Regions from separate parts of the Mus musculus genome. Here all the other regions are linked to region 3. Evidence: chromatin loops called from intact Hi-C (ENCODE). Cell type or tissue: heart. All regions are shown on one strand. Links, peaks and the distances in the headings refer to the core of each region. The heading gives the core; the rest is flanking DNA. Region 1 holds the start of Gm39853 (a long non-coding RNA gene). Region 2 overlaps Gm50595. Region 3 holds the start of Nfe2l2 (nuclear factor, erythroid derived 2, like 2). Region 4 overlaps Gm13657 (a long non-coding RNA gene). Region 5 overlaps Gm34657 (a long non-coding RNA gene).

What was found. Hi-C counts contacts between places; a loop is a spot of excess contacts. Peaks named below come from ENCODE experiments on the same cell type or tissue, not always from the same donor. Only the 100,000 strongest peaks of a DNase experiment are listed, where the experiment ranks them.
Region 1: it touches region 3 in a loop (5-fold over the local background); 6 of 42 quality-filtered maps call a loop at or near these places.
Region 2: it touches region 3 in a loop (2.9-fold over the local background); 6 of 42 quality-filtered maps call a loop at or near these places.
Region 4: a loop joins it to region 3, with 2.9 times the contacts of the local background. A loop is called at or near these places in 15 of 42 quality-filtered maps.
Region 5: a loop joins it to region 3, with 3 times the contacts of the local background. A loop is called at or near these places in 21 of 42 quality-filtered maps.

Annotation. Positions count from the first base shown.
Region 1 is chr2:75,610,175-75,616,029 of GRCm38, forward strand. The region is part of intron 1 of Gm50595; the gene reads right to left. Gm39853 (a long non-coding RNA gene) reads left to right here and starts at 3,218. Exons shown (of 3, transcript XR_866455.2): 1 at 3,218-3,768; 2 at 4,741-4,877; 3 at 4,982-5,179. In heart, for the core only: CTCF peaks have their summits at 624 (motif pointing right) and 3,291; DNase peaks (open chromatin) are centred at 2,857 and 3,237; H3K27ac peaks cover 1,246 bases.
Region 2 is chr2:75,600,379-75,606,233 of GRCm38, forward strand. Gm50595 reads right to left here. Exons shown (of 7, transcript XM_017319380.1): 2 at 4,599-4,666. Among named protein-coding and RNA genes, the nearest start is that of Gm39853, 10 kb to the right of the region's middle. In heart, for the core only: a CTCF peak has its summit at 2,957 (motif pointing left); no DNase peak of the experiment used is centred there; H3K4me3 peaks cover 725 bases; H3K27ac peaks cover 509 bases.
Region 3 is chr2:75,701,568-75,707,422 of GRCm38, forward strand. It overlaps Nfe2l2 (nuclear factor, erythroid derived 2, like 2), which reads right to left and starts at 3,096. Exons shown (of 5, transcript NM_010902.4): 1 at 2,797-3,096. The coding sequence starts at 2,841. It overlaps E030042O20Rik (a long non-coding RNA gene), which reads left to right and starts at 5,318. Exons shown (of 2, transcript XR_003953858.1): 1 at 5,318-5,855. In heart, for the core only: CTCF peaks have their summits at 2,128, 2,327 and 3,010 (motif pointing left); DNase peaks (open chromatin) are centred at 2,214, 2,344 and 3,054; H3K4me3 peaks cover 3,591 bases; H3K27ac peaks cover 4,412 bases.
Region 4 is chr2:75,777,839-75,783,693 of GRCm38, forward strand. Gm13657 (a long non-coding RNA gene) reads left to right here. Exons shown (of 5, transcript XR_001783382.2): 3 at 2,873-3,127. Among named protein-coding and RNA genes, the nearest start is that of Gm13657, 3.9 kb to the left of the region's middle. In heart, for the core only: CTCF peaks have their summits at 1,063 (motif pointing right) and 3,517 (motif pointing left); no DNase peak of the experiment used is centred there.
Region 5 is chr2:75,769,880-75,775,734 of GRCm38, forward strand. Gm34657 (a long non-coding RNA gene) reads left to right here. Exons shown (of 2, transcript XR_374734.2): 2 at 594-1,780. Among named protein-coding and RNA genes, the nearest start is that of Gm34657, 4.0 kb to the left of the region's middle. In heart, for the core only: no CTCF peak of the experiment used is centred there; DNase peaks (open chromatin) are centred at 2,872 and 3,752; H3K4me3 peaks cover 612 bases; H3K27ac peaks cover 1,403 bases.

The sequences.
Region 1 (5,855 bases), core at 307-5,306, 92 kb before region 3:
GCTTCTGTTTCTTCCCTCTCAGGGTGCCCAGGTGATGCAGCACACCAGGCTGAGAGGATGAATCCGCCGGTCTGGTTGGGAGTGAGGAGTGGGGTGCCCTCCGCAAGAGTCTTAATGAAACCGCTCTCCCAGACGATCTTAGCTTGTGCACCTACCTTTATTCGGGTGTGTTTGTATGCACATCCTTTATTCGGGGTGAACCTTGGAGGGTGGAAAGGGGCTCTTCTTAGGATGAAGTTTCATTGTCTGAGGTTCAAGGTTACCTCATTTGCATGGAGATGCATTCCAGAAAGTTGAGCCTGTAATTTCTCCACGGATTATGTGACTTTCCCCAGGAAGAGTGTGGGCCAGGCTCCCCAGATCAGGCAGAGAAGAAGCCCGGCTAAGAAAAGGGAGTCCTCCATTTTGCGCTAAGCTCAGGAAAATTGTCTGGACACGGTAGACTACAACGTTATTAGCGAGATGCAACACATGTGGTTGGGCTAAGTGAAAGAGAAGTAATTGGTGACCTACCTGTACATTAGAAATCTAACGTCGGGCTGGAGAGGTGACTCAGCGGTTAAGAACACTGACTTGCTCTTCCAGAGGTCCCAAGTTCAATTCCCAGCAACCACAAGGTGGCTCACAACCATCTGGAATGGAATCTGATGGTGTGTCTGAAGATTGCAACAGTGTACTCACATATATAAAATAAATAAATCTTTAAAAAAGAGAGAGGGACTGGCAAGATGGCTCAGTGGGTAAGAGCACTGACTGCTCTTCCCAAGGTCCTGAGTTCAAATCCCAGAAAACACATGATGGCTCACAACCACCCGTAATGAGATCTGACGCCCTCTTCTTGTGTGCCTAAAGTCAGCTACAATGTTAATATATAAATCTTTTAAAAAATAATAAATAAATAAGAGAGAGAGGAAGGAAGAGAGAGTTCGATCTAACGTCAAGGCTCTTCAAACGGTGGCATTAACCTGTTCTAACAAGCTGGAGTTTTTGGCCCTGTCAGAGGTTACCCATCAGACACTTGGACGGACTCACAGGCAGGCTTGGTGATTTCACAGAGTTGAACCTTTCAACTTCTGGACACACGTTTGTGGTACCTCAGCCCCTGACCCAGCGGACAGACGATCTGTGGTTAGGTAACTGCAGCCAGCCTATCACTCAGCTCAGAGCTTCCAAGCTTGACGACAAAATCAAATGAAGCTGAAGGGTTTGTTCGGCTTCCCTTGGTTTCATTAGTGACAATGACAGAACAGTCCTCAGCGTAAGCTTCAGCAGGATTTGAGAGAGCGTTACTCAGTTATTATTACTGCTAAAATAATAATCACGAAAATCACATTTCTATTATCTGCTATGGTGTATCATGAACAGTCCCAGGAATGTAAGATGCAAGAACAGCTGGTGTGGCGTGGTGTGGGAGTTGCATTTGGGTGACTTTGGCTGCGTGCTTGCTGTTTCTTTCAAAGATCAGAAACATTACCCAGCCCTTGAGAGGCAGAGGCAGTAGGTTCTCTGTGTTCAAGGCCAGTTTGGTCTACAGAGTAAGATTTCAGACCAGCAGGGACTACATAGTGAGACCCTATCTAAAATAAATATATAAGGTCAGAATCACAGAAATGTAGGCATTTCTATCGTGTACAGCTGTGTCCCTCCTGTCTGCATGGTACCTGACAGCACAGCCACCCTTAAAGGGCAGACTGCAGTTAATCATGTCCCCAGGACTGTCACTGAAGACGGCTGAACTGGCCATCTGAGTTATATTTCTCAGCAGAAAGAGAACGGCTCAGCGGGAGAAGGTGTGCTTGCTGTGCAATCCTTGTCACAATCCTTTGAAACGCAGACCCACACAGTAGGAGGAGGGACTCAATTCCAGTCCTTAAAAAACAAAACAACAATAATAAACAAACAAACAAAAAATCATGGGTTGCTTTTTTACAGTGTTCTCTGTTCAAAGTAAAGAGCGAAACTATGTTTTCTTTAACCCCTGCCCCAAGTTCATTCCTGGTCACTCTTTGGTTTTGGACCTGGGACAAGGGACTGCGGTGCATATCTTACATATCAAAGGAGACATGACTTCCAGGTTCTCCCAGCATCCCTCAGTCCTACCTGGAATACCTTGAACTTTCCAACCAAGGGGCTGGCCTGTTCTTCCCCCAGAGGCTCTTCCCTATATAATCCAGACATCATTTTATGAGTGCTCTCTCCCCCTCCCTCTCTCCCTGCCTCTTCCTCCCCTCCCCTCCCCTCCCCTCCCCTCCCGTCTCTTCTCTTTTCTTCTCTTTTACTCTCTTCTCTTCTCTTCTCTTCTCTTCTCTTCTCTTCTCTTCTCTTCTCTTCTCTGCAGGAGAGTGCCCTTTGTCTCTTTCTCTCTTACTCTCTCCCCCACCCCCTCCCCCCAGGCAACTCCTCTCCTGGCCTCAATCCTTGGGGCCAGTGAACTTGCCCTAGTGCAACTTCCCAATAAACCTGCCTTTAATATAATTGAATCTGTTTTAAATTGGTTCACTTCTCCAGTGGCAGAAAACTAGCCTATCGGTCACCATGCCTTCTATAGATATTTTTTTTAATTGTCAAAAACATACCCCTTGAGCACTACACTCAGACCAGAGAGGAACACAATCTGACCCTCACAGTACTGATAATCCAGAGTATGCACAGGGGGAAAAAAGGCAATTTATACAGCAGAGTCAAGCATCGATAAATAACACACAGCAGACCCAGGGCAGGCAGGGCACAGGATGGCTCTGTCCTTGCACCAGCTCTCCTGTGACTCCTGTTTTCTTTTCTGCTTCTGCTCTTCGGGAACGTGGAAGGAAACCTAACTGTGCCGTGGGTTCAAGCGTGCCTGGACAGATGTGTCTAACTGGTGGGGCAGGATTTGCCCTGCCCTTGGCAGAGACTCAAAACCGGCCTGCTACTTAAACACATCCTGACAAGTTTAGCAAACGGAGTGGGAGGCAGTGAGGTAGGGAGGGGTGGGAGCGGGTATGTTTGAATTGTGAAAATTCTTCCCAACCCTCACCCCCGTCGGCCAGCAAAAAAGAAAAGAAGAGAAAAAAAAAAAAAAAAAAAAAAAGGGAAGAGGGAGAGTCTTAATTGTGGAGTTAATCGTGTGACAAGGGGCTGACTCATTTCCTCCTCTGACAATAATTCACAGGACTATTTTTTACTCAGGAAACTGGGACAGGAGGTCGAAATCTACGAGCCCAATGGCATCAGCTCAGCTAGAGTCCCGCAATAGGATTTGGTATTAAGTTGAAAAAAAACAAGCGGGCCCTGTGCCTTTGTACATATGAGACAAAGGTGTCCAGCAGGGGAGTGTGGCCAAAAGACAAGCAAGGGCCACTCCCAGCCGTAGGGCTGTTACTGATCACTCGGTGCCACATGACTGCCTCCTTGGTTTCCTGTCCAAAAAAAGAAAAGAAAGAAAACAAACAAACAAACAAACAAAAAACGACAGTAATTGGTGAAGGAAGACGTGTTAGATTACAATGTGGCCAGAAGATGCGTTAATTCAGCCCTGAGCTGCTTTGTCAGTCCTTCTCTGGAGGGAAGGTGACTGGGCCTCAGGAGGTCCTCATTGTCTTAATTCTTTGTTATAGAGACATTATTATTATTAAGTTCAAGTCCAAGTCTGAAGAAAAATGGGGTAGAGACTTCATTTTGAACGCCGACTGACCCATTCTGTAGGAGCCCTGGTAGACCAGAACCTTCCATGTTTCTTTGAGGTCAGCCTCAAGCTCCAACCCCTACTTGCCTGCAACCGTAAATTCCGTGAGTAAAGACAGATCTGAGAGTATGTGAGTGTCTGGCTTTACAGTCTCAGGGGTGGGGGTGGGGTGGCTTGTGTGTTTTGTTGTTTTTGGTTTTGTTTGTTTTCCAAGACAGGGGTTTCTATGATTTTTTTTTCATTAATTAATTTATTCACTTTAAACCCAGTCCCACCCTCCCATCTCCCCCCATTTTCTCTCCCCATCCCCATAGAGAAGGTGAGCCCCCCACCCCACCCCACCCCACCCCACCCCGTACCAACCTGCCTTGGTACATCTCGTTACAGCAGGACTAAAAGGATCCTCTCCCACTGAAGCCAGACAATGCATCCCAGCTAGGGGAAAGGGACCCAAAGGCAGACAGTAGAGTCTGAACCAGAGACAGCCCCCATTCTAATTGTTAGGGGACCCACATGAAGACCAAGCTACACATCTTCTACATATATGTAGGGCACCTAAGTTCAGCCCATACACGCTCTTTGGTTAGTGGTTCAGTCTCTGTGGGCACAGGTTAGTTGGCCCTGTAGGTCTTCCTGTGGTACCTTTGATCCCTCTGGCTCCTTTAGTCCTTCCCCGACTCATCTGTAAGACGCCCTGAGCTCTACCTAATGTTTGGCTGTGAGTCTCTCTCCATCTGTTTCCATCCGATGCTGGATAAAGCCTCTCAGATGCTAGGCTCCTGAGACAGGGTTTCTTTGTGTACTAACCCTGGCTGGCTGTCCAGGCCTCGAAATCATTGAGACACACCTGTCTCTGCCTCCTGAGCTCTGGAACTAAAGACATGCACCATCACGCCCAACTGTCTTTACAATGTTTAATATCTCCTGTGTCACACCCGGCTCCAGCTGGTTTCCTCTTAACATGGAACAGCTATTACACAATCAGTTCTGGGAGCCTTGCTTAGGATCCTGCTAAGCCAATAAGCCCCAAAGAAGACCAAGCCATACATTGAGCCAACCGCCTCTTCTCCCCACAGATATGTGCGGAAGATGCTGAGAAGAATGAAAACTGGGAACCCAAAGAACCTGCTATGGGTATATTGTGTCCCCACAAATTCATAATTGAAGTTTTACCTCCTAACATGGTGGTATTTGAAGGCAAGGCCTTTGAGAGGTAGTAAATAAAATGTATATGAGGCCATCTTTGTGGGGGTTTTAAAGTGAATTTTATTATTTTATGTGTATGATTCATGAATTCTCTGTGCCACTTTTGTGCAGGGCCCATGGAAACCAGAAGAGGGTGTTGGGTCCCCGGGACCTGGACTTGCAATCATAGGTGAGCTGACGCCTGCCTGCTGAGAACTAAGCCCAGCCCTCTGAAAAAGCAGCTCAGCATGCAACCACTGAGCCATCTCTCCGCTCTCATCTTTCCTTTGTCTTTTCTTGTTTTATCACATTAAATTTACTTTCTATGTAGGAGTGCTTTGCCTACATGTGTTCTGTGCAGTGTGTGCTGACTGGTGCTCCCAGAGGCCAGAGAAGGTGTTAGATCCACTGGAACTGAAGTAACAGGTAGTTGTGAGCTGCCCTGTGGATGCCGGAAATCAAACCTAGGCCCTGGGACTGGTTGGTGGTGTCACTCGTCTTTATGAGAGGCAGAGGCGGTTGGATCTCTATGAATTCAAGGCCAGCCTGGTCTACAGAGCAAGTTCCATGACAGCCAGGACTACACAGAGAAATCCTGTCCCGAACAAAAACAAAAGGCAAAACAACAATAACAACAAACAAAACAACAAACGCTAAACCCTCTGGAAGAATGCCAGTGTTCCCAACTGGCTTCTCTCCTACCTCCAAAGACAGTCTTTCTAAATTCAACTCCTGTACTATGTCCTAACCAAAGCAGAATGGAGTGAGTTACGCTAAGTACTACATATCAAATTGAAACATTTAATCAGGCAAGACTCCAAACAGAGTCTTAAAAGCAAGACTGAGAGGCAGGGGCTGGAGACACAGCTCAGCAGTAAAGAACACTTGTTGCTCTTCCAGAGGATGAGGGTTCAGATGCAAGCTCATAATTCAAGAGCTCACAGATGGGGCTGGCAAGATAGCTCAGCGGGTAGGAACACCGACTGCTCTTCTGAAGGTCCTGAGT
Region 2 (5,855 bases), core at 281-5,280, 100 kb before region 3:
AAGCCTTGTGCATATTAGGCAAGTACTCTATGGCTGAACTAAGCTCCAGGCCATCCCACCTTTTATTTTTGCATATTACTGTACATATTCTCTCTATGGGTCAAGTCAAGTGCTCAGTGCATCGAATCTGGAAAGCACGAGTCTTCTTTTTCAAAAAAGATACTGTTGAACAATACTTGATACAACTGGATGTCACTCTAACCCATTTCCTCTTTCTGTCAGCATATAGCTGAATAAACTGTGCTCCCCGGCACAGGGTACCTGAAAGTAGCCATAAAACAATCTTTCCGATCTATCTTCAGAGGAGCACTGTGAGTCAGAGCTTGCAACCATATCTGCATATCTATGTCACAGGTGCAATCAAAAGGAGATCGTGTGGGAGAGGAGCTTACAGGTGCAATGTCTGTTGCCTGATAAGATGGCTCTGAAGATAAGGCACTTGCCACACAATCCTGACTGAAGTCGTTCCCTGAGTCCCATGGAAGAAGGGAACTGACTCACAAAAGTTGTCTTCTGACCTCCACACTTCTGCTTACATGTTACACACACACATACACACACACACACACACACACACACGTGCGCACGCGTAATAATAGTAAACTAAAAAGTATCTGCTGTTACCTTTATCAGATTAATGAGCAATAAAATAATATAATATTATTTAGAACAATAAAATGAGCAATGTTATTAGCGATTGCCATGGAAAGGAAGCAACCATATATTCTCCACTCAAACTTGTTTTCTGGGTTGTATCATTAATCAGTTAATCATCAAGAGAAATTTTTGAAAATATATTCTAAACCTGTGGGAGTGAGAACTTTTAAGTTATATTTTTTATATTGTTTTCTATTTGCTGTGCTAGCATTCTGATTGATTCTTCAGGGACCCTGTTCTTTGTCACCAGATCAACCAGCCTGGAGCATAAATGCTGTAAGGCCTCCCTCCAAAACCCTCACCCTCTCCTACCTAGCACATGGAACATCACAGAGAGCCTTGTGCACTTGGCCCCACCACCTCCACCACCACTCAACTGCAGCCCTAACTGACCCAAAACTAAGCAAAGTTGGCCGAAAACTCCACCTGCTTCTAGGTCCCAAGCCTGACATCATAGGTGTGTGCTGTTGTGTTCAGCGTTTATTGCCTTTTATTCAGAAGACAGCTTACTGAAGTCATCCATCAAGCGGATCCCAGGGCTCAAACCTGAGTTGTCAGGCTGGGTGGCAGGTGCTGTCACCCCCCAGAGCCATCATTGGCCCTTATACCCACCCCTTTTTTTTTTCATTTATAAGAGTACACTGGGGCTGGTGAGAGGGCTCATCGGTTAAGAGCACTGACTGCTCTTCCGAAGGTCCTGAGTTCAAATCCCACAACCACAGGGTGGCTCACAACCATCCGTAATGAGAGCTGACACCCTCTTCTGGAGTGTCTGAAGACAGCTCTAGTGTACTTACATATAATAAATAAATAAATCTTAAAAAAAAAAAAAAAGAGAGTACACTGTAGCTGTCTTCAGACACCCCAGAAGAGGGCACCATATCACATTACAGATGGCTGTGAGCCACCATGTGGTTGCTGGGAATTGAACTCAGGACCTCTGGAAGAGCAGTCAGTGATCTTACCAGCAGAGCTATCTCTCCAGCCCTACTCTTAATGTCTAATTGTGTTTTTAGAGCCAACCAATACTCAACACCCTTGCCAATGTAGAGCTGATGCTTGGTTTTGGGCTGTTTCTAATGAAACCCAAAAATCATTGCATAGAAATTGTGTAGATTTACAAAATAGTTCTTACCATAGTCGTGGATCACACAGTGAAGTGACTGTTGTACGGCTGCAAGCTGAGTCTTCAGTTTAAACCCTAAGCATCACTCCAGAGTTCCTGCCCCTCCAGGGGAGCCATCAGTGAGCCACAATATATAAAATGCCTGTCTGTGGACATCAAAATGGTTTACAAAGCAAAGAGTAGTTCAGACATCCTAAATTATCTTAAAGGAGGACAAAGCTACAGATCCATGGACCGGGAGCACAATATAAAAGCCCACCGGGCTTTAAATGTTCTCAACTGGAGCTGGAGAGATGGCTCAACAGTTAAGAGCACTGACCGCTCTTCCAAAGGTCCTGAGTTCAAATCCCAGTAACCACGTGGTGGCTCACAACTATCCATAATGAGATCTGATGCCCTCTTCTGGTGTGTCTGAAGACAGCTACAGTGTACTTACATATAATAAAACAAATCTTTTTTAAAAATGTTCTCAACTTTAAAATCTAAAACTGAAGTCTGACTCAGAAAACAGATTGCAGGACAGCCTCTCCTCACTTTCACCATCCCAAAAATGTCATCAAGTGATCCACTTGAATTTCTCTGTTGAGTGTGGGAGCTGAGGCTGGAGACACAGCCACTAAGAGCAATCACTACTCTCGCAGAGGACCAGGTTCAGTTTCTGACACCCAGGTGGTAGCTCACAAACATCCCTAACTCCAGTTTCAAGGTCCTGACCTCGGACACCAGACATGAACATAATAAAAACACATACATGCAGTCAAACGCTTATAAAATAAAAATCTAAAGAAAAAGAAAATATAAACTCGTTTTAAGCTGTGACTAGAGGTGACAGACAGCTACAAGATCGCATAAGGATTTTAGATGATTGCAATAAAGGCTCTCTTTTGCCTGTAGTACAAGACAAAAGAGAGAGATTCTTGCTGTCAAGTTCTTTCCTGTCACCCATTCACCCCCAACATCCTAGCACACCTCTAGTACTTAAATAAAAATGGACCCTATGTGACTTAAAACTGACGTTTAGTGAATGGTGATTGTCTGTGTTCTGCAATCTTTGTTACACATGTACACAGATTGTAAACATCTATGTTCTAATTGTAAGACCCCAACTATCATAATTATTCCAATCTAGTTTGAGAAACTGCAGGCCGTAAAACAGTATGCGCTCCCCCTGCTGTTCGTCTGAGAAACTTAACTAACATTTCCGGTTCCCCGGGCTGGATGCCCTGATTCCAATGATGGTTCGTAAACAAAGGCTAAAGAAAACAGAAATTAAAATCCCATAGCGTTAATAAAGTAGTGGGCAGACGAGGAAGAGGAGAAAGGAGGTTGCCAATGGCATGTCATGCGGGGAAGCACACTGCGTTCGCGGATGGTCTAGGTTAGCCCAGAATTAGGACGTTTCCCAGGTCGGCTATGGGGACATCGGCCTGGAGCTGTCACCTCTCTTGGCCTGAACCTGGCAGGGCGCACTGAGCAGAGGATTTGGAGAAACCGTAATGACATTGAACAGGAGGCTAGCTTAACATCTTGTCCAAGTGCCATCCCGAGCCTCCTCCGGATGGCTGTGTGGAGCGCTGTAGGCTAATGAGGGGGACCATCTGCAGCGCTTGGCTGGCATCTGCGCCCCCTCATCCTGCACCAATGCCTCCTAAAGGGATGCTCTACGGAGGGCTCCCAGCTCCCAACGCGGGGGGGGGGGGGGGGGAGAGCAGTGCAGCTTCGCAGTCGTGGCATCTGGAAGCCAAGCAAATATTTAACTCTGTTTCTGAATTTTAGTAGGCCTCACTGTCTGCAGACGAGCATGTCAGGGAGAAGGCGCAAGTCTGTTTATTTGTAAGTTTCTCTTTATGTCGTCACATTCAAGGCCTTGAATAAGAATGTTTATTTCTTTTATAAAAATTTTATAGACCATCTCACATGCAAGGATTGGAGCTGAGTGAACCGGTTATTTGCTGGCATCATTGTGTCAAACTCACAGACGGATCTCTAAAGAGGTTTTCTTTTTTAAATCAGAAAATTACTCAGACACATTTGCATCCTTTTAAATGTGTTCATTTGGAATATACAGTTAATTTCTGATCGCACGATTTCGGAAAGAAGAAATAACACTGCAATGATAAATCTTAAAATCTTTATGAGCAAATTTCAGATTATGATAGGATGCTATTTTGTAGCATTTGCTTGGCAGCATATGGGGAACTATATACGGATTATAGTAGGCATCAAAATATTTTAAAGCAACCACTAAACAGTCTTAAAGATATGCCTAATGATAAACTGAGCAGTTAAAATAAGGATGACACACTACAAAACTAATGTCAACTATCCTCCACTTTTATTTCAATTTATAATCTGTCATTAATACAGCCTTGTTAAAATCAATTATCTTTTTCCAAAAATACAATGATACTTCCTTTCAAGTATGATTTGAAACCGATTCAATTATGTAAGATTAGCTTCCATCTTAAGAGGTAAAAGGTGAAGAGAGAGAGAGAGAGAGAGAGAGAGAGAGAGAGCTAGCTATTTAAAAATGTCCTTACACATCAAAGCTTAAAAGATTAAATACCAAAAAGAAGTCACAGCACTTTGCCCACCAGCATTTGGTGAAAATGAGGAATTTTCTATATAAACTATTCAGATTTTAGCAAGAGTTTAAAATGCCTCATACAGCAGCACCATGACCATCTATTTTGTGGTGAGATATCTCTCATCAATAAGATTTTAAACATTATTTCCCAACAGCACACACATCAACCAAGCTTCAGGATTAAACTATGCCAATTCTTCATTACTAAACTTCCGAAGCCAGACTTACCTTCCAAAAACAACACAAGAAGTGCTTCCCAGCTTGGATGGTCCTTGTTCTCCATAACCAACACAGATCTACAAATGAAATTTCGAAAGAAAAGTCCTTCACCACCTTCAGCCTTTTTTCATAATAAATTCCATGTATATTATTAGCAATATTGATTTTAGCAACAAGTAAGAGAGTTATAAGCAGCTCCCACCATTTAATGAATGTAATATCTCTGCTTCGAGATTTATTTATTAGCAACCTCTATAGCCCCGGTTTGGTCATGTATTCCTTAATTAAGTGAAAGAAAATAGCTTACCAAGGATTCCTTGTTCTTAAAATAAATACCACATTTTTGGTTTTCATGGAAATCATCATAAACATAAATTTAGAATAAGCATATTTGATAGTAAGCTGAACTCCACATCTAAATTGCATGAAATTGAGTATTTTTTCCCATGGAGTACCAGATACAAATGCCATCTCAGAATTCCTGTCCACACTAGAAATATGTGCTGCTTAGAAGCAAACATAAATTCCACTTACAGGGTTCCTCGGGGCTGTTCTGGTGAGGTTCATAGTCACCACGTGGCTTAGGTATGTATTCAAACCTATCTACAAATGAAAAAACAAAAGGCTCAAAAGTCATTGGCAAAATCTGAACTGCTCTATCGAATGCCAGGAATCTAAAGAAACAAATGGTCTCAAATCCTTTAGGAAAGTGCTTGCGTTTGTCTGGCCTCTCCTCCCTTTGCCTCTCGCCTACTGGTCTTTCTGAATTCATCTATAATTCCTTCTATTCCTCGCTGACCGATTGCAAGAATTCCCCCATTGTGTTGATGAAGAAAAACGTGGGAGAAACAGGAGAAAGGCAATTGGCAAAACAAGACTTTGGGGTTTGAACATGACTGTGCAGTTCCTCACTACTACCACTAGCTGGCGCCAAAGCTCTAAAGATGTGATGATATATTGCGTCCCAGCTTGTTAATTAATAAAACTGTTTTCAAACTGCTAGTAGTTATACAAGGAAAAGCATAAATAAATTTGAGAATAAAGGCATAAAATAATTTGACCTAACTCAGTAGCAAAGAGGCAGACATTTCGCTGAAAATAACTGCACTGTATGCTTTTTTTTTGTCTTCTAAAGAAATAAAAATGTGTTATTAAAGAATACATGAGTCTTGCTTTTTAAATCTTATCCAAACAATAAAGCAGAAAGGATGCCTGCCCCCTCCACACAAACTACTTATAATACAATACAGTATAAAGCTGTAAAAA
Region 3 (5,855 bases), core at 623-5,622:
ATGTCCTTTGGTCCAGTTTGGAAGTAAAGACTCAAAGCCCTTGGAGTTAGGCTAAATTTGAATTCTATCTATAATACAAAACAGTTGGGTCACCTGGAGGAGTACTGGCCTCTCTGCGTGCTTCTCTCCTAACCTGGAAAGGGAGGATAAAGAGTCTTTGGGTGGTGGTGGGGTTATTGAGAAATTATACATCCGAGGCAATTATACTATTGTTTGACTTGCAAGGGAGTGTCCACTAACCTTAACAAGTCTCTAGCACGGAAATTCTTAGTTTTCCCTGCATCTTCAAGCTAACCCTGGTTCAAGACAAAATTAAGAATGATGTATTTATGAAAATCTTTTAAATATGCTGGATCATGACCGAGGAAAGGTCTAGAAATAAGGGTAACTACCCAAGTGTTCCCTTTTCCTGTAGCTTTGCTGAGCGTGACGCATCCTAAGTAAAAATAAATGTATATCTGGCTTTCAACGCTTCCTGTCAGTTCTAAAAGAGGGTTGTTCCTCAGCATTGTGTAAGGACCGCTGTTAGTACAAATGGAATTCCAAAGTGGTCCTAGTTATTTCTAAGGCAGAGAGACTGATGTAGCTGTGTTTATCCACCTACACATGGCTTTTCTGTAGTGTCTCAGAGATTCAGAGATGTGTCACCTATCTAGAAAGTCAAGTTTTTCTTAAGTTGTTCTCTCTCCCTTCATTCTGGAGAGGCCAATCTCGAATGTGTCTTTAAAAATAATCTCATATGTCTTATTCAAGATCAACTTCATCTCTTGCCTTCAACAAAGTATTTTATCTTTCCTAGACACCAGTGGGAAAGTAATGGATGCCCACCCCCGCAACCCGGTGCTGAAGAACCATGGAGTCTACTAACCATGAGCACTGTTAAAACAAAATGCTACAGTGCCACAGCTGAATCACTCTCACCATGTCTTTAAATCTGTAACTCAATTCAAATCCTTCTGGACTATCAAACAATGCTTTTTAGCTGAATTATGATCTTAAATGATTTCTTCAAGGTCTTCAAATATTTAAATCAATGTCTGGAAAGAACTAGAAATGTCCGGCTAACAAAGCTTTCACACGGCAGAGAAAGAAAGCAGCACAGCTGCCATTTTTGTAAATGAAATGTTATTCTACACAGGAAAGAGAAAAAAAAAAACTTTACAGTCAAAGTTCATTTGCACCGTGTATCCTGTGGCCAGGAAGCATTCCTTCTGATTACTCATGAAGAGCAGAAATCAGAAAATACAGTTTACTTATTCATCCTAATGAAAACCAGGCTACAACCCCAATCATTTCGGGGCCAAGTTCAAGGGAGGGGTAGAATTAATGCACTGTCAGTAACTTAAAAACTGACACCAGGACCTTCCAGGTCAGCCGAAAGCTTTACATTTAAACTAACTTACTCTTTACCGAGTTATACATTCCCTGGAGTTAAATGGTTTCTTTTCCTAAAAATCCAATTCCGACTCTTTTGTGTGTGTGTGTGCGCGCGTGTGTGCCAACATAAGCATTTACTTCTTTAAAACTGCCTGAAGTATAACCAGAAACTGGTTTTCACTTACATAACAATCTTCAAAACTTAGCAAGAAAGTGTTATGAAACGCAAGCGTCCCATTCGCTGTCTTCAAAGTGCGCAACATGCTAAGAAAATTGAGGCAGAATCTCAAACAGCAAAGAAAAATGTATTAAGGACACAAGCGAGGGATAATAAATAAATGTCTAAAAGCAAAACTTCTGCAACAGTATAAAAAGCAACAAATTCTAATCTATTACTCTTACCCTTGACGGCAAGGACCAGAATATCCTGCCTTATACATTTTGGTATTACAACTCTGTAATGCTAAATCCAAAGACAAAGCCGCCCAGGGGAAAATAACAATTGCGCAACTGATCAACAGCTCCAACTTGTCCCTTGGCCCCAGAGCAGCGAGGTTTGCACGCTATAGAGCAGGAAAGGGCCAACCGAGGGCCTCTGTGACTGCCAACTGGCCGATGTAAGCCAGCCAGAAGCCACAGCCTCGCACACTACGTGGGGCCCCGCGGGTCACCATACTCAGAACACACAGCCCAGCATGGGGCCCACTCGGACCTCGGAGCCCGCCGCCCAGGTCTGCACGTCCTTGCGCCCGGCGCGAGGCCATTCCCGGGTTCCCAGGCTGAAGGAGCGTGCGGAGCCCTGCCGGCAGGCCGCCCGTCGGGGCGCCAGAGCACGAGGGCCACCCGGTGACTTTCTCCTCCGCCCCCGGAGGGCTGGGCTTTTCTGGATCAAGACGGACAGGCGTGATCTTACAGACCAGCTCTCGGGCTGAGGCCGTAGACGGCCGAGCTCACCAAGTCGTAGAACGGGGGTTGGGGAGGGCTTCGGGCGGACGCCGAGGAGAGACCTCAGCTCCCCCGAGCGCGGCCCCGTGACTAGGCACATTTTTACCGGCACCGAATCAGGGAAACTACGCTGCCCCGGAAAAGGCCGGGCGGCGCCGGTTTAGACCGCCAGCATCCACCCCCCTCCCGCCTCTGCGCCTCCCACCCAGCGAGGTGGTGGTGTCTCTGCCTGGCCCCACGAAGTCAGAGCTTCCTCCACACCCCAACCTCGCCGCCCCTGGAGACCTCAGGCTCGGACCCCACTCTCGTCGCGGCCCCAACATCCTCCGTTGCCCTCCCAGCTCGGCGGGGCAGTTCCCAGGCCCTGCCGTCGTAGTCCTGGCTCAGACTGTCCCTCCCTCCCGGAGCCACTATCCCCTCGAGCTCCTGCCGGCTTCTTGGCACAGCCCAGGGGCCCGAAGGTTGGGGCAGCACCTGCTGGGACTGTAGTCCTGGCGGTGGCAACTCCAAGTCCATCATGCTGAGGGCGGACGCTGTGGTAGGGCTCCCCGACGGCGAGGCTACTTGCAGCAGAGGTGAGGCGGCGGCAATGGCTAGTCCGAGCAGCGGAGAACTAGGAGATAGCCTGCTCGCTGGAGTGGCAGGCCAGCCTTAGTCCGCCCCGCCCCCGCCCCCTGGGGGCGGAACAAGGACCTAGGGACGGGACAAGAACTTAGAGGCGGAGAAAAGGCTAGGGCAAGAGGCAAGGGCCAGAGGCAGGACAAGGGCATGGAGGCGGGGTAAGGGGCGGGGCAAGAGCTTGGAATCGCGTACAGGGGCAGGGCAAGGACCCGAGGGCCCCCCGCAAAGGCCTAGGGCGGGGCAAGGGGAGGGGGGGACAAGACGGGGGCCAGTGGAAGGAGCAAGAGCCCGAGGGCGGGGCATGGACCTGAGTGCTTCCGGCCGGAGTTCCCGCGTTCCCCTCGACCCCCCACTGTTGATCCTCCTCTCGCTGTCCGGGGCATGGCGGAGTCAGGTGGGCTGAAGTCGCACGGGGGGCGGAGCGCGAGCAGGAGGCCTTCGGCCCCCCCAGTCCTCTGTAGGACAGCACCCCCTTGCTAGAGATTAGCAGCTGTTTGCCGAAGGTCGCTCCAGCCCTGGCTCTTTGAAGCAGTTTAAACAGTTGGTGCAAGCACACCGGGAGCCCCGGCCCGTGCGCTGCTATCGGAGCTGCCACTCCCTGATTTGGACCTGCAGAACCTTGCCCGCTTTATCTCGCTCCACCGGCTGACTGTGGCGCCAGTTTCGGGGTTAGGGCTCTGAGCTGGGACCCGGACTTTGCAAGAGGCCAACTGCCCTCTGGCCCCAGGTCCCATTCAGTTGCTGGTGCTCAAACACCTCTGCCCCAGGGAGATGGATGAGTCCACGCTGCAAACTCGTGCTCGCTTACTCGAAGGCCCTCCACTTCTCCCACGTGCCCTGGGCTCGGGGCCCAAGCGGTCACTCAGTATCACTTCATCCACCCAGAGCCCAGCAAGCGGGCACAGCTCTAACAGAATCACCGAAGTGGATTCTAAGACTCTCAGGGTTCCTTTACACGTACTTACTCTATTTGGGAATTTTGAGGTATGATCTCATAAGGCCCCACCTCTCAAGCTGTTTTTAGAGCAGCGTTTCTCAACCGTCGTAATGCAGCGACCCTTTAATATAGTTCGTGTTGTGGTGACCTCCAACTAGAAAAGTATTTTTGCTGCTACTTCATAACTAATTTTGTTGCTATAAATTGTAATGTAAGTATCGGATGTGCAAAATATCTGAGATGCTTGGGGTGGCTCTCCACAGGCTGAGAACTGTACCATAGACTCTGCCACTTGGGTTTGGTGGTGGTGGTGGTGGTAGTGACTGTTTTCACAACGTTCATTCCCAAACATACTTCTTTAACTGCCCCCGAAAAAAAATCCAATTTCTAAAATAGTTATATGGGCTTAGAAAAAAAATCGAGGGATGTTTTAATGTGTTAATAGTTGAAAACCCAGAGTATTTTTATCTTTCTCTTTGTTGTTTTAAGTATGTTTGAACACAAATATCTTCTTTTGAATTTTTTTTTTTTTTTTTGGTTTTTTAAGACAGGGTTTTTCTGTGTAGCCCTGGCTGTCCTGACACTCACTCTGTAGACCAGGCTGGCCTAGAACTCAGAAATCTGCCTGCCTCTGCCTCCCAAGTGCTGGGGCTAAAGGTTTGCGCCACCACTGCCTGGCTTGAAATGTATTTTAAAAACCACTACCCTATTATGGGCCTGGGGTCAGTTAGAGATTCAACAATCTGACAAAGAAAGGTCTCTTACTCAGATCCTAGCGCTAGGTCTCCAGCTGAGACTCAGGACTTCTGAATGCAATGCTCAGCCATTTGTTCTCTCACAAACAGAATGCAAACAGAATCTCCTTCTCCAGCAAAACAGAAACAGCAGTAAAAAAAATTTAACCCTTAACGGCCCTTAACATTTGGAGGTCTAATTTTGCTTTATAGTTCTCTGGAGCACCGAAAATTTAAACTTTTAAACATAAAGTTAGCCAACAACATAATATTTCATAGTATTAATGCTGCAGGGGCCAACCTCTGTCGGCAGGAGAGCTAAGGGCCTTGTGACAACTGAAAGCAGAGTTACTAGCCAGGAAGAACCTGAGAAAGGAAATGGGAGGCTTTTACTTCCTCCTTGTAGGGCCTTTTCCCTCTCTCTGTGATGCCAAACCAAACTGAATAGTTTGCTTAGTAGTTTGCGTAGAAGCAGCACGTTTCCCCAAGGTCATACAGTAATCTCTGTGTTGTGCATAAAGCAGATCAAGTGCCCTACCATGCTGTTGGAGTACCTCGGTTAATGAATCGACCTGTTCTTCTAATTTTACAGTAGACTTTTCTAATGCAAATAAATCCTGGGTTATCTGACATCTTACATTTTTGTAAATGACACCAAGCCATTGTTGTAGCTGTTGCCGGAAGAATGGCTGCCAACTGTTAGAAGGGCAGCTGACAATCCTAAGTTTTCTATGAGGGATAGAAGGGGAGGAACTGCATTTTTCTGCTCCAGGGGGCTGGAGAGATTTGCAAAAACAAGTACTCTCTCCATGCCACACTGTCGCATACAAACATCTGAGGAATACTAGAGACAAAAGTTGGGGCTTTGATACATACGCCAAAGAGCTAAAAGCAGGGATGTGATCACATGCAAACCAAAGAGTTTTAACCCAGAGGTGAAGAAAGGAATGCCCACTTGACAAGTGGTGGCCAAGAGCTGTGAGACATCTAAGGCAAGAGGGTCTAGACATATACTCCATAAAAGAGGGAGGGAACATAGACAAAACATTATTAGTCTATAACTAATACATGATGTGACAGCCACACGGGAGTCTTATCTTCAGTGGATCTTCTCGGGCCTTGATGACAGTCCATTTTTCTGCAGCAGGGTCATCATCCCCTGATCACCTGATCTGAAAGTGATGCATCCAGGTGTGGCTATGGTCTTCCTTGACAGCAGCAGAGTGTATGTAGTAAGGATG
Region 4 (5,855 bases), core at 463-5,462, 76 kb after region 3:
CCCTCCTCCCCAGCATTCATTAATTGGCTAGAGCAACTCACAAAACAGAAAAACCCTTCCGTTTGCTTTTACTGGGCATAATGAAGAGCCAGATGGGTGCAAAATGCTGGGGTGTGGGGGAGGGGCGGGGGAGAGGAATCCACGTGTTCAGCTGTGTGGAGACCCTCCAAGTTCTGTCCTGAGGACTTTGATGGAGGTGGTATCTCATATGTAAACACAATCAATTGTTGATCATTGTCAATCAACTCAGTCTTTGACTTCCCTCCTTCTCTAGAGGCTGGGGGTTGGTGACTTGGGGTGGTCAGTTTTCCTTACCAACTCTGACTGCATTAGGGCTCACCTAGAGACACACCTGTGCACAAGTCTGTCAAGGCTTTTCCAAAGTCCCAGCCCGAAGTCCATGACGGTCACCCCTTGTCTCAGCCTGAGCACAGAGAGAAAAAGGAAGCAGCAAGCAGAGTACCAGAAGCAATGTGACTTTGCAATGTGACTATGCATCTCGCGCTCTCTTGCCGCCATACTTTCTGGGCTATGATGGACCGAATGCCCTCAAACTGACCACAGGATAAACCCTTCCTTCCTTAAATTATTTTGGTTCCAGCAATGAGAAATGGATCCGTCTCTATCCTGAAGCTAGTTGGGGGCCTCCAGCACCCAGTGGTTTTCATTAGCATTCCACACTCTGGGGCCTTTATGGGCTTTGGAGTTGTGTGCCAGGAACCAAAGTTGGAAGCCAATTATCTGTTATATTTATTGTTCGTTGATGGTGCTGGGGGATTGAATCGATATTTAAGAGAGAAGTGTTGCATGCTAGGCAAGCCCTCTGCCACTGAACTACATACCACACTTCTCTCTTAAATATCGATCCCTCCTCCCTCCTTCTCCCCTTCCTCCTCCCCCTTCCTCCCCCCTTCACCCCACTCCCAAAACAGGGTCTCACTATACAGCTCGGGCTATCCTGAACTCACACTCTATTGACCAGGTTTGATGTGAACTCTTTTTTTTTTTTTTTTTTTTTTTTTTAATTTATATGAGTACACTGTAGCTGTCTTCAGACCCACCAGAAGAGGGCATCAAATCTCATTACAGATGGTTGTGAATCACCATGTGGTTGCTGGGAATTGAACTCAGGACCTCTGGAAGAGCAGTCATTGCGCTTAACCACTGAGCCATATCTCCAGCCACCTGACGTGAACTCTTCAGCGACAGGCTAGCCTCTGCCTCTTGAGTGCTGGGATTAAAGGCATGTACTACTCTGCCTGGGTTCTCTCTCTTCTTAGATTTTATGTATATGAGTGTTTTGCCTATTGTGTGTCTGTGTAAGCCTGGTTCCCAAAGAGGTCAGAGAAGGGGATCAGATCATCTGACACTGGAGTTACAGATAGTTGTGAGCTGCCACGTGGGTGTTAGAAATCAAAGCGTATCCTCTGGGAGAGCAGCCAGTGCTCTTAACTGCTGAGCCATCTCTCTAGCCCCTCAAATATCTGGTTCTTCTTATATTATCATGCACCAGAGAGGAATGAAGGACCACAGCTCTGGAAGGACCTTTCTTGAACACATTTAAAGATAACAGAGATCTGGGAATGATGGTTTAGGCAGGACACATGGATAGCTAGTCAGGAAGAGCATCCAAGCCTCCTGGGACTTAGTTTTGCCCTGTGTGTATCACACTTCTTGGGTCGATTGGTGCTAAGGACCATTGGCTTGCAGCTCAGGGTATTATTGTCCTTAAGAGGCATGCAGGCTGGGTGTGATCCCACTGCTTTGGTTACACAGCAAATATAAAGCGGCTTGTCCTCCAGGCTCCTGCTCCTACCCAGTGTGCAGCATGTATCTCCGTGCTCCTCGTCCTGTTCACTTTAGAATCCGATTTTGTCTTTATGCTCAGAGCCCATGGGAAAGTATATAGAGATCTTGGAGCACCAGGAGTGGCTTGGGAAAGGGAGTCAGGCCAATTGGCCGTAATATTAACCGATTTCAACACACACTAATTACTGTAGGTATTCATCTAAGGACAGGTGTGATGTTAATAGCAATTTCCTGGAATGATTGCGGGGGGAGGAGGAGGAGGAGGAGGAGGAGGAGGAGGAAGAGGAGGAGGAGGAAGAAACTGGGTGTGCTGGTATATACCCATAGTCCTATATTAGGGAGGTGAAGGCAGAAGTTCAGGAAATCAAAGTCAACTTTGGTTCCACAGCAAATAGGAAGCCAACTTGGGTTGCATAAAATACTGTCACAACCCTCAACCCTTCCTTTCCCCAAAATTAATTAAAGAGAGAGAGAGATCAAAATTGAGTTAAAGAATATATGAACTGATATTCACTTCTTTTCTTTCTTTTCTTTTTTTTTGGTTTTTCGAGACAGGGTTTCTCTGTGTAGCCCTGGCTGTCCTGGAACTCACTCTGTAGACCAGGCTGACCTCGAACTCAGAAATCCGCCTGCCTCTTTTACTTTTACTTATGGATTATACTTTTTTTTTAATTCCCCTCAGAGATGTTTCATTTTACCACGTTGAAGGTATGGGCCACCTTTTAGCCCCTGTCCAGCTCACTACACATGGACAATTTAGAGTTCTTTGGAGCACTGTATGGCCTTTGAAATGCCATCCATTACGGGGACTGGCCTCCTTGTTTTTCCCTGTCAGCAGATTCTGTGGAGAGCATCTTGCTGGTAGACCCCATTTTATTGTCTAATGATGAGATTCAATGAAGCAGTGAAGGGTAAGGCTTTTAAAATATCCCTAGTGGGGCTTTGATATAGAGCATAAAGGTCTCCTCTCTGGACCCGCTCCACTCCTTTTCTCCTGCTTTATTAATTCAACCGTAAATTGCACACTTTTAATGAAGTGTTACCTTTCTGCTAACTTCCCCAGCTTCAGTTCGGTGCAGCTCCTGATGGTACAGGGACCAGTTTACAGCTGGCTCCAAGCATCAGCTGACAAGAGGATCCAACCTAGCATTGTCACGGATCTTAAATGAAGCCAACACGTTAGCAAACCAGGTGGTTTGGAGTTGGGCCGTATCAGATGCCCAGAGGAAGGACACAAATCACCATGCCTCTGTAACCAGCATGCCACAGGACCTGAGGAGAGTACAGCTAGCATTATTTTAAAGATACAGACAACATCGTAAGCCTGTGGGAGACACATGCATGGGGAAGGGGGTTCGGGGAGGGGGTTAATTCCCTCATCCATTATCAATAATCATTTGCATTGCTATGTGATTAGATCTATTTGAGGGAAAAACAAAAGCAAAAACCAAAACAAAACCTTGTTGGTCAGGCATGGTGGTGTACACCTTTAAGCCCAGCACTCAGAAGGCAAAAGCAGAGGTAGGTGGATGTCGATGCATTCAAGTCCAGCCTGGGCTATATAATCACATGCTGTCTAGAAACAAAACAAGCAGGCATGTGTTTGGAGAAGGGTGGTCTATGGCCGTTTGTTGCCACTGAACTCTACTGAGAACCCAGACCTGCCGGCATTTTTTTCACCTCTATTGCCATCTAGAGGAGACAATTGGAAGGACATGAAGTAAGTCCCCAGATGGAATTAAGTGAAAACCAATACTGGAAAGAAACATTTGTACAAAACTCTAAGAATCACTACACTTTGTTGGCTCCAACTTTATGTTTTTCTCCTCTCTTTCCATCTGGCTCAGTTACAGGCAGGATTTGAATATCCACTTATGGGCTTTTATATCAGCACTTCCGGCATTTCGAGGGCTCCGGTGGACACCTCTTATAGACATAAAATCATGAAACTTTCTGATGAGGTGGTTTGTTTGTTTGTTTGTTTACTTGGATTTTGGTGAATGGAGAAGAGGATGGAGCCTTTCAACACAGAGAGGCAGTTTCCTGACGTCCATAGCCTCAGAACCTATTCATTTTGTGGGGTGTTTATAGGTAGCACGTTGGTCAAATATGTTTTGCTAGGGAGAGCAGTACTGAGCCGTTTTCTTTACAACCTTTAAATTACTGGTGTGCACTGTGGACTTGAGGAGATCAAACACGGGGCAAGCAGTGACCTTGGAGCCTCCTGCCTTTCACAGAACCGATGGGAAATATCCTGTGTACACTTCAAGGACTGTTCCCACAGGCAAGAGAAGCTGGCCTGCTGCATGCACACCATGTGCAAACAGACCAGCCCTTCCTCAGCTCTCCTGCTCCTCTCTGTCTAAACATTGTTGAAGCTTTGTTTTGGGGTTGAGTGGCTTAAAGACTGTAACCATGGTCACTAACAACAGGGATACATCTTTGTGAGCGTATCGTTGAGTGTGCTTTCGTAAGCCTCAATGGTATGAGCTAATTTACTCTATGACATGGCCTCTTGTGCAACCAGCAACTGTAAATGCAGCATCAGGAGGCTGCTGCTGGCCTAACATGACAAACTTTTAAGTAAACTCCTTTTGATCTGGTCTGTGTTGTGCCTCTGCTCATGCATGAGGGGCCCAGACCAGGGTGTTTGTTAGGCATCCTCTGTCACTCTCTACCTTATTCTGCGTGTGTGGGGGTCTGTTTATAAACCTGGGGGTTATTATTTTTTCTCACTACATAGGCAGTTAATAGGCTCCAGTGAGTCTCCCCTCTCTACCTTCTACAGCCCTGGGGTTACATGTACGCATACAATAATGCCTGGCTTGTTCTATGGGTGCTAGGATCTGAACCCAGGTCCTCAGAGTTGTGCAGCAAGCATGATTAATCACTGAGACAAATCATCACCTGCCTTCTCTATTTCTTGGAAAAGATCTCACGTAGCCTGTTATGTAGCTGAAGATGACTTTGAGTTTCTTTTTTTGTTTTAAAAGATTTATTTGTTTGTTTGTTTTATGTATATGAGTACACTGTAGTTGTACAGATGGTTGTGAGCCATCTTGTAGTTACTGGGAATTGAACTCAGAACTTCTGCTCGCTCTAGCCCTGCTCATTCTGGCCCCACTTTCTCCAGCCCAAAGATTTATTTATTATGTATAAGTACACTGTAGCTCACACACACCAGAAGAGGGCGTCAGATCTCATTACAGATGGTTGTGAGCCACCATGTGGTTGCTGGGATTTGATCTCAGGACCTTTGGAAGAGCAGTCAGTGCTCTTAACCGCTGAGTCATCTCTCCAGACCCAACCTTGAATTCTCCTGCATCTCCCTCCTGGATGCTTGGATTACAGGACTCCACCACACTGGGTTTATGTGGTGCTGAGGTCGAATGCCGAGCTTGGTGCAAGTGCTCTTCCGACGGAGCTGCTTCTCCAACCTCTTCTGTTTTACTTTTCTTAGTACGTAGGACCACACTCTAAAATAAAGACAAAAACACTAACTTAGCAACGCACATGTGGGTACTGTGTTCCTTTATTGTCCTTAGGAAGCATTCTGTATTGTACATAACTGTGCTGTACTTTCATAAGTGTAACAGCATGGTGGCTGTATCTACTCCAACAATGTCATGACAGGGATGGAATGTGCTGTGCTACATTGTGAGGTTGGCAATGTCACAAAATCTCCAGTTGCATTGTATCTGTAAGACACCAACTATGCCGGCCTGTGACTACCCAACTATCAGTGTGTGGGTCCTTAACTACGTCCCCCCCACCCCCAGAAGGAATGCAGTAGGGATGGGTTTCTTTTTTTTTTTTTTTTCTTTTCTTTCTTTTTTTTTTTTTTTTTTGGTTTTTCGAGACAGGGTTTCTCTGTGTAGCCCTGGCTGTCCTGGAACTCACTTTGTAGACCAGGCTGGGCTCGAACTCAGAAATCCGCCTGCCTCTGCCTCCCGAGTGCTGGGATTAAAGGCGTGCGCCACCACGCCTAGCAGGGATGGGTTTCTTTTTGACAGTTGCTATGTCCAGATGAAACACAGTAAGCTCAT
Region 5 (5,855 bases), core at 334-5,333, 68 kb after region 3:
TTCTCAAAAGGCTAAATCCAGTTATCACATGGACCAACTCCTCTCTTCGATGTATAACCCAAAAGAAATGAAAATATGACCATATAAAAGCTCTTATCTAAATGTTCATAACAACATTGTTTATGACATCTAAAGGAAAGGTATAACTCATATGACCCTTGAAAACATGCTATGTGAAAAAAAAAAAGCTATGCTATGTGAAAAATAGTTTCTGATTCCACAATGAGAGTAAGGTTTAGAATAGGTTGCTGTAGAAATAGAGTGTAGATTAGTGTTTACTTAGGGATAGAGTAGGGAGTTGAGGGAAAGTAGAAGTTACTAATCCATACAGTTTCTTTTAGAGGTGATGAGAACAAACTAAAAGTGGTCCTGTAGCGATGACTACACCTGTCTGTACGCACTCCTTGTTATTTTCCCTGAGTCAGGGTTTCTCTGTGTAACAGAGCCCTGGATATACTGGAATTCATGATAGAGACCAGGCCAGTCTCAAGCTCACAGAGATCCACCTGTTCCTGAGTGCAGGATTTGTATCAGGTCAGAGATGGAAGATCCGGCACACTATTCTAATCTGCTTTCTCCTTCTCTGCCAGCAGGATGGCCAGAGCGCATATGGTTACGAAGGAATAAGATCAGCACAGCTGAAGAGCAGAGCCAACACAGGGAAGGAATGTTCTGGAGACTCAGACCCGTGGCTGAGTGATTTTGAGTAAAAGAGAAATGATTTTGCGTGTTAAAAAGAACAGCAACAGCAATGACCAAGGAACACATCTTATTCAATTTTTGTTGAAAGGAGATTTAGAAATAGTTTATCTGGTCTGGAATTTCTCAACCTCTTATCAATATTGACATTTGGATGGGATAGTTTGTTGCCATTGAGGTAAAAGAGTAAGCTAAATAAATTCTACCTGCCCCCATTTCTTTCAGTACACTTCACAGAAAAAAGGAAAAAAAAAAAAAAAAACAGGAAGAGAAAAATAAGATGACATCACCCATGTCATTCAACTGGTGACCTAACTGCAGCTTGTCAGGGAGTCAAGTCTCCTCCACCTCAGCTAGCTGCTCTTGTCTCACTCTTTAGAAACCAAACTTCCTACTTCTCCATTTGATAACAAGCAAAGAAGGCACTGAGATGTGTTGGCGGACTTTTCTGCAAGGGTCTTAGCATGGATTCTTCTGAAAGGGTCCTCTCCCATTTGGAGGATGTTATGCAGTGGAGGGGGAGGTTAAGGTGAAAGGCAATAAAGACTATGGATCTATAGGACCAGCCACTGTGGGACAGTGGCTCCCTCTTCTCTCTAGTGCAGCCGCTAAGCATTCTTCTTCTCACTCGATTCTACACCTTTAAGTATGAAGGAAGATGGCTCAGGGACGGTCCAGGAAGGAGTCGGGTACAGCGCAGGTGAAGCTGCACATGTCAGAAAGCATCTGAGATGGACAGAGTCCCGAGCAAGCCTCGAGATCAAAAGGGACCGACTGGGAATTTGCTCCGGTATTTGGTCATGGGGCCTTCTACATAAGGCTTCGCTGTGTAACTTAAATATCCTAGGAAGATAAGAACTGATAACTTAAATGGAAACAGGGCAGCTTAATAAAACACAGAAACATATACTCTGTCAGAGGGTACCAAATGATAACAACATCTGAGGAGAGAATATAAGCTACTAAATCTATTGGGAAATCCAAACAAGATTTTAAATCAATCTCTGTTTTTCACCATTTTGAAGTGTAATTCTGACCTAACTGATATCAAATAAACTTATAATGATCATGTTGAAGGGTAGTTTTGTTGTTGTTGTTGTTTTTGTTTTGTTTTGTTTTATAACAGGGAAATAATACATTACAGGGGTCAGGCCTCTTCTTAACATTTATAAGGTGTTACAAATCCCACTAAATGGGAGTAAAGGTTTGGGAAAATAGCATTGGCTATAGGAGACACTGGGGTTTATATAGCCCCCTCCTCAAACTGTAAGAGCAAGGGCTTTTCAAGGGTTGGGGGATTTCCGGAGGACTTTTGGCTATGTAGGAACTTGGCTGAACATTTCAAAATTATTTGGCAGGGCATCTTATCTTATCAGGGTGGAGGTTGGGGTATAGGGTGTGGAACGTGACAAATTCCAGAAAATAGGTAAGACGTGGTCAAATCCAAGTTTTACAGATAACAGGGATGAACTTTTTTTGACCTTGTAACAAGATGGCTTTTAATCTTTTTTTTTTTTTTTTAAACTTAAGATGGAGTCAGGCCAGTCCATTAAAGGCCAAAGGTAAAGGGATAAATGAGACAATATAATTCATATGTTTAACTGTGGGGAAGTTGTAAGTGAAATTGATAAAGAGGATCTTTCCACTTTGATAAAAGAACCAAAGACCAGCCCGATTAGAATGTAAAATTCTTGAACTCTTTGAAGTTTTCTTTTTACCAGAAAGTAAAGTTATGGGGGAGCCTGGACCCCAATTCAAAACTCTTCTCTTCTCTTCCCACCCCTGACAGAGTGGCCTTCAAGTGGCTGTTCCAGGCTGCACTCCATGCTCTCTGCAGCAGGTTCCACTTGGCAAGCCTGGAGCTAATTACACTTCCTAGTACTGTTGTCTGCGCTGGGAAAGAAGTCTAGGCAAGTCCTGGAATTAGTCTTCGTACATTTGAACAAGGAATTCTGAGGTAAGCCAAGATGTCCTAGTGAGGTTTAGAGGGAAGTTGTGAATTCTGAGAATATCTCCTTGGCCTCCCAGCCTCTGTCCCCTGTGGTGAGGAGATCAAGGAGGGTCAGAGCACAACCCCCTAAAAGCCTGAAGCTGGTTGTCAGCTGAAGGCCCTACATCCTGGAATGTGGTCGATAGGAAAGTCAGGCCATCCTGGTGCAGACCTCTGACCTACTTCAGCAGGAAGGGGGAGCCGGGACTGGGCTTGTTCAGTCACGGAAGGTGGAGCGTGCTTTTCTAGCCTTGGAGTGGTCACAGAATCTTATCGCCCCGCACGACAGAGTCTGCCCGGACTTGAGTGCCTGTTAGGTTAATGATTTAAGAGGACATTCACCTTTTCACTCTGCTGAGAAAATACTAGAAAATTCTGGCATTGCTTTATCCGGTTCAGAGAGCTTTCACTAAGTGGGGGCCCTTCCCTGCTCCCCAACCCCCAGTGGTTCACAGAACCAAGGAGCCCTCTCTCTTTGCTTGCCTGCTCTCCTTGTTTCTGTTCGTTTTTCAGTTATTGTCTTGACAGGAGCCTTCTCTCCCTGACAAATTGTCTCCTTCCTGTCTTCCTAACCTCCACCTCTGACTGAAGCCCACTGTACACTTTTCCTCTCTATTCTGCTGGTTAAAAAAGAAAAGAAAAGAAAAGAAAAGGTGGCAGATGGCTCAGAGCTAGGCTGATTTGTTCTGGCTTTCATTTTTACTAGTGAACTCTGCTTGTTTAGAGCAGCCTTTTTGTTTGTTTGTTTTTTTCGAGACAGGGTTTCTTTGTGTATCCCTGGCTGTCCTGGAACTCACTCTGTAGACCAGGCTGGCCTCGAACTCACAAATCCGCCTGCCTCTGCCTCTGCTGGGATTAAAGGCATGTGCCACCACGCCCAACTATAGAGCGGCCTTCTTAAATTAGGTGCCACACACCTGCAATCCCAGCTCTTGAAAGCTAAATCAAGGGGATTGCTGTGAGTTCGAGGCCAGCCTAGGCTACATTGCTAGACCCTGTCTTTTACCACCCACCCACCTCCAAAAACCACCACCACCGAAAATCCCCACCTTCCCACCACATTCCCCAGAATTCCCTTTCTCTGTTCCCTCCAGTTCCCTCCAGCACCAGCCTGCTTCTGCATATGACTTCCCCTCTTGCTTAATCTGAGAGAGCAACATTTTCCAGCCTGACTCTCCTCTTCCTGCCTCATCTCTGCTGAGGAATATTTAAAGACAACACCACCTCTTGGTTTCTAAGAACCGAACCCAGGTCCTCTGAGCCAACTCTTCAGTCCCTCGTGGATCTAAGCTCATCTGTGAGATTTTTATCCTAAAGGCAATGGGAAAGTTTAAGCAAGTGGATTTTCTATTTAAAACTGTGGCTTGGGAAGAGTGCAGCTGGACAATGTGGGAAGTTCTCTTGGGTTTCTCTACTCCTCTTTCTCCTCAGGCTCTGGACTGCCAACTGGTATCTTCTACACATAAATGGGCACATATGTATAAGCCCTCCCTCTACCAAATTGTTTTGTCAATCAAATGTAAAGCACATTATTGTGCAGAGGGGCTCTCTATCACAAAACATAAACATAAAGCGCTCTGCTCCTTAATGTGGAGATAAAACTGATGTAATAAAACCAGTTTGCACAACTGCATAGATGTGACTTGGTTACTTTCCCCTCTGTGGTGGGAGAAGAAATAGGTGATATGTGTCTGAGTTAGTGTTCTATTGCTGTGAAAAGACGCCACGATCAAGGCAATTGTCATACAAGTAAGCAGTTAATCGGGGGATTGATTACAGTTTCAGAAGGTTAGGCCATTATCATCGTGGTGGGGCGTGTGGCAGCATTCTGGCAGGCATAGTGCTGGAGAAGGAGCTGAGAGCTTAATACATCCTGATCTGTAGGCAGAAAGCAGAGAGGGGGGAGATGGAGAGGGGGAGGGGGGGGGGAAGGAGAGGGAAGGAGAGGGGGAGGGGGAGGGGGAGGGGGAGGGGGAGGGAGAGGTGGTGGGGTAGGGGAGACTGAGCCTGGCATGGGTTTTGAAACCTCAAAGCCCACTCCCAGTGACATGATTATTCCAACAAGGACACACTTCCTCCAAAAAGCCTATAGCCCATCAAACAGATCTACTACCTGAGAACTAAGCATTTAAATATATGAGCCTATGGGAGCCACTTTTGTTCCAGCCAGCCCAGTGTAAAAGGAGATGTGGTAAGGCAGTGGTTCTCAAAGTGGGTGACGGCCCCTTTGGCAAACCTCTATCTCCAAAAATATTTACAATTCATAATAGTAGCAAAATTATAGTTATGAAGTAGCAACAAAAATAATTTTGTGGTTGGGGGGTCACCACAACATGAGGAACTGTATTAAAGGTTTCAACATTAGGAAGGTTAGGAAAAGGAAGGGTTATTCCTAGATTGATGACTGGGGTTTCAAGAGATACAGGCACGGCTGGAGAGATGGCTCAGTGGTAAGAGCACTGGCTGCTTGCTCTTCCAGAGGTCCTGATGTTCAATACCCAGCAACTGCATGGTGGCTCACAACCATCTGTAATGATATCTGGAGCCTTTTTCTGGTATGTCTGAAGACAGCTGCTGTGTACTCATATCCATGAAATAAATAAATCTTGAGGGAGAGAGAGAGAGAGAGAGAGAGAGAGAGAGAGAGAGAGAGAGAGACCTTCTTCTAGGACTAGAAACCACTCTCATCAGAGCCAGCTGGCTGGACCCAATGTCCCAGGAGATGCACTGGGCCCAACTTGTGTTGAGGAAAATAGTGGTAGCTGCTCAGACTAAGAGTAGGTTCCCCTTCCCTAGCCTCAAAACACCACAGTCAATCACACATGGGCTTCATCTACTTCCTCATTTCCTTTGGGCAGCCATCCCAGGAACCCTACGATGCAAGAACAGGGGAAGGAAGGTCTGAAATTAAATTCTGAACTAGAATATTTAGGTAATCCCAGTTGACAGACAAATCACAGAACCCACTTGAGAGCATCTAGATTGAATCTAGACAGATTAAATCTACCAGGAAGGATGCTGAAAGTCTAGATTAGGAAATCACATTTCCTCTGGGGCAGATTTTGCATAGGTGTTTGTGGAGTCTGGCATCTGTGAGATTCCTAGTCTTTACAAATGTGGAGCTGCCGGGAAATGGTTTGTAAAGAAACCGGTTTGGGTGAGGTGT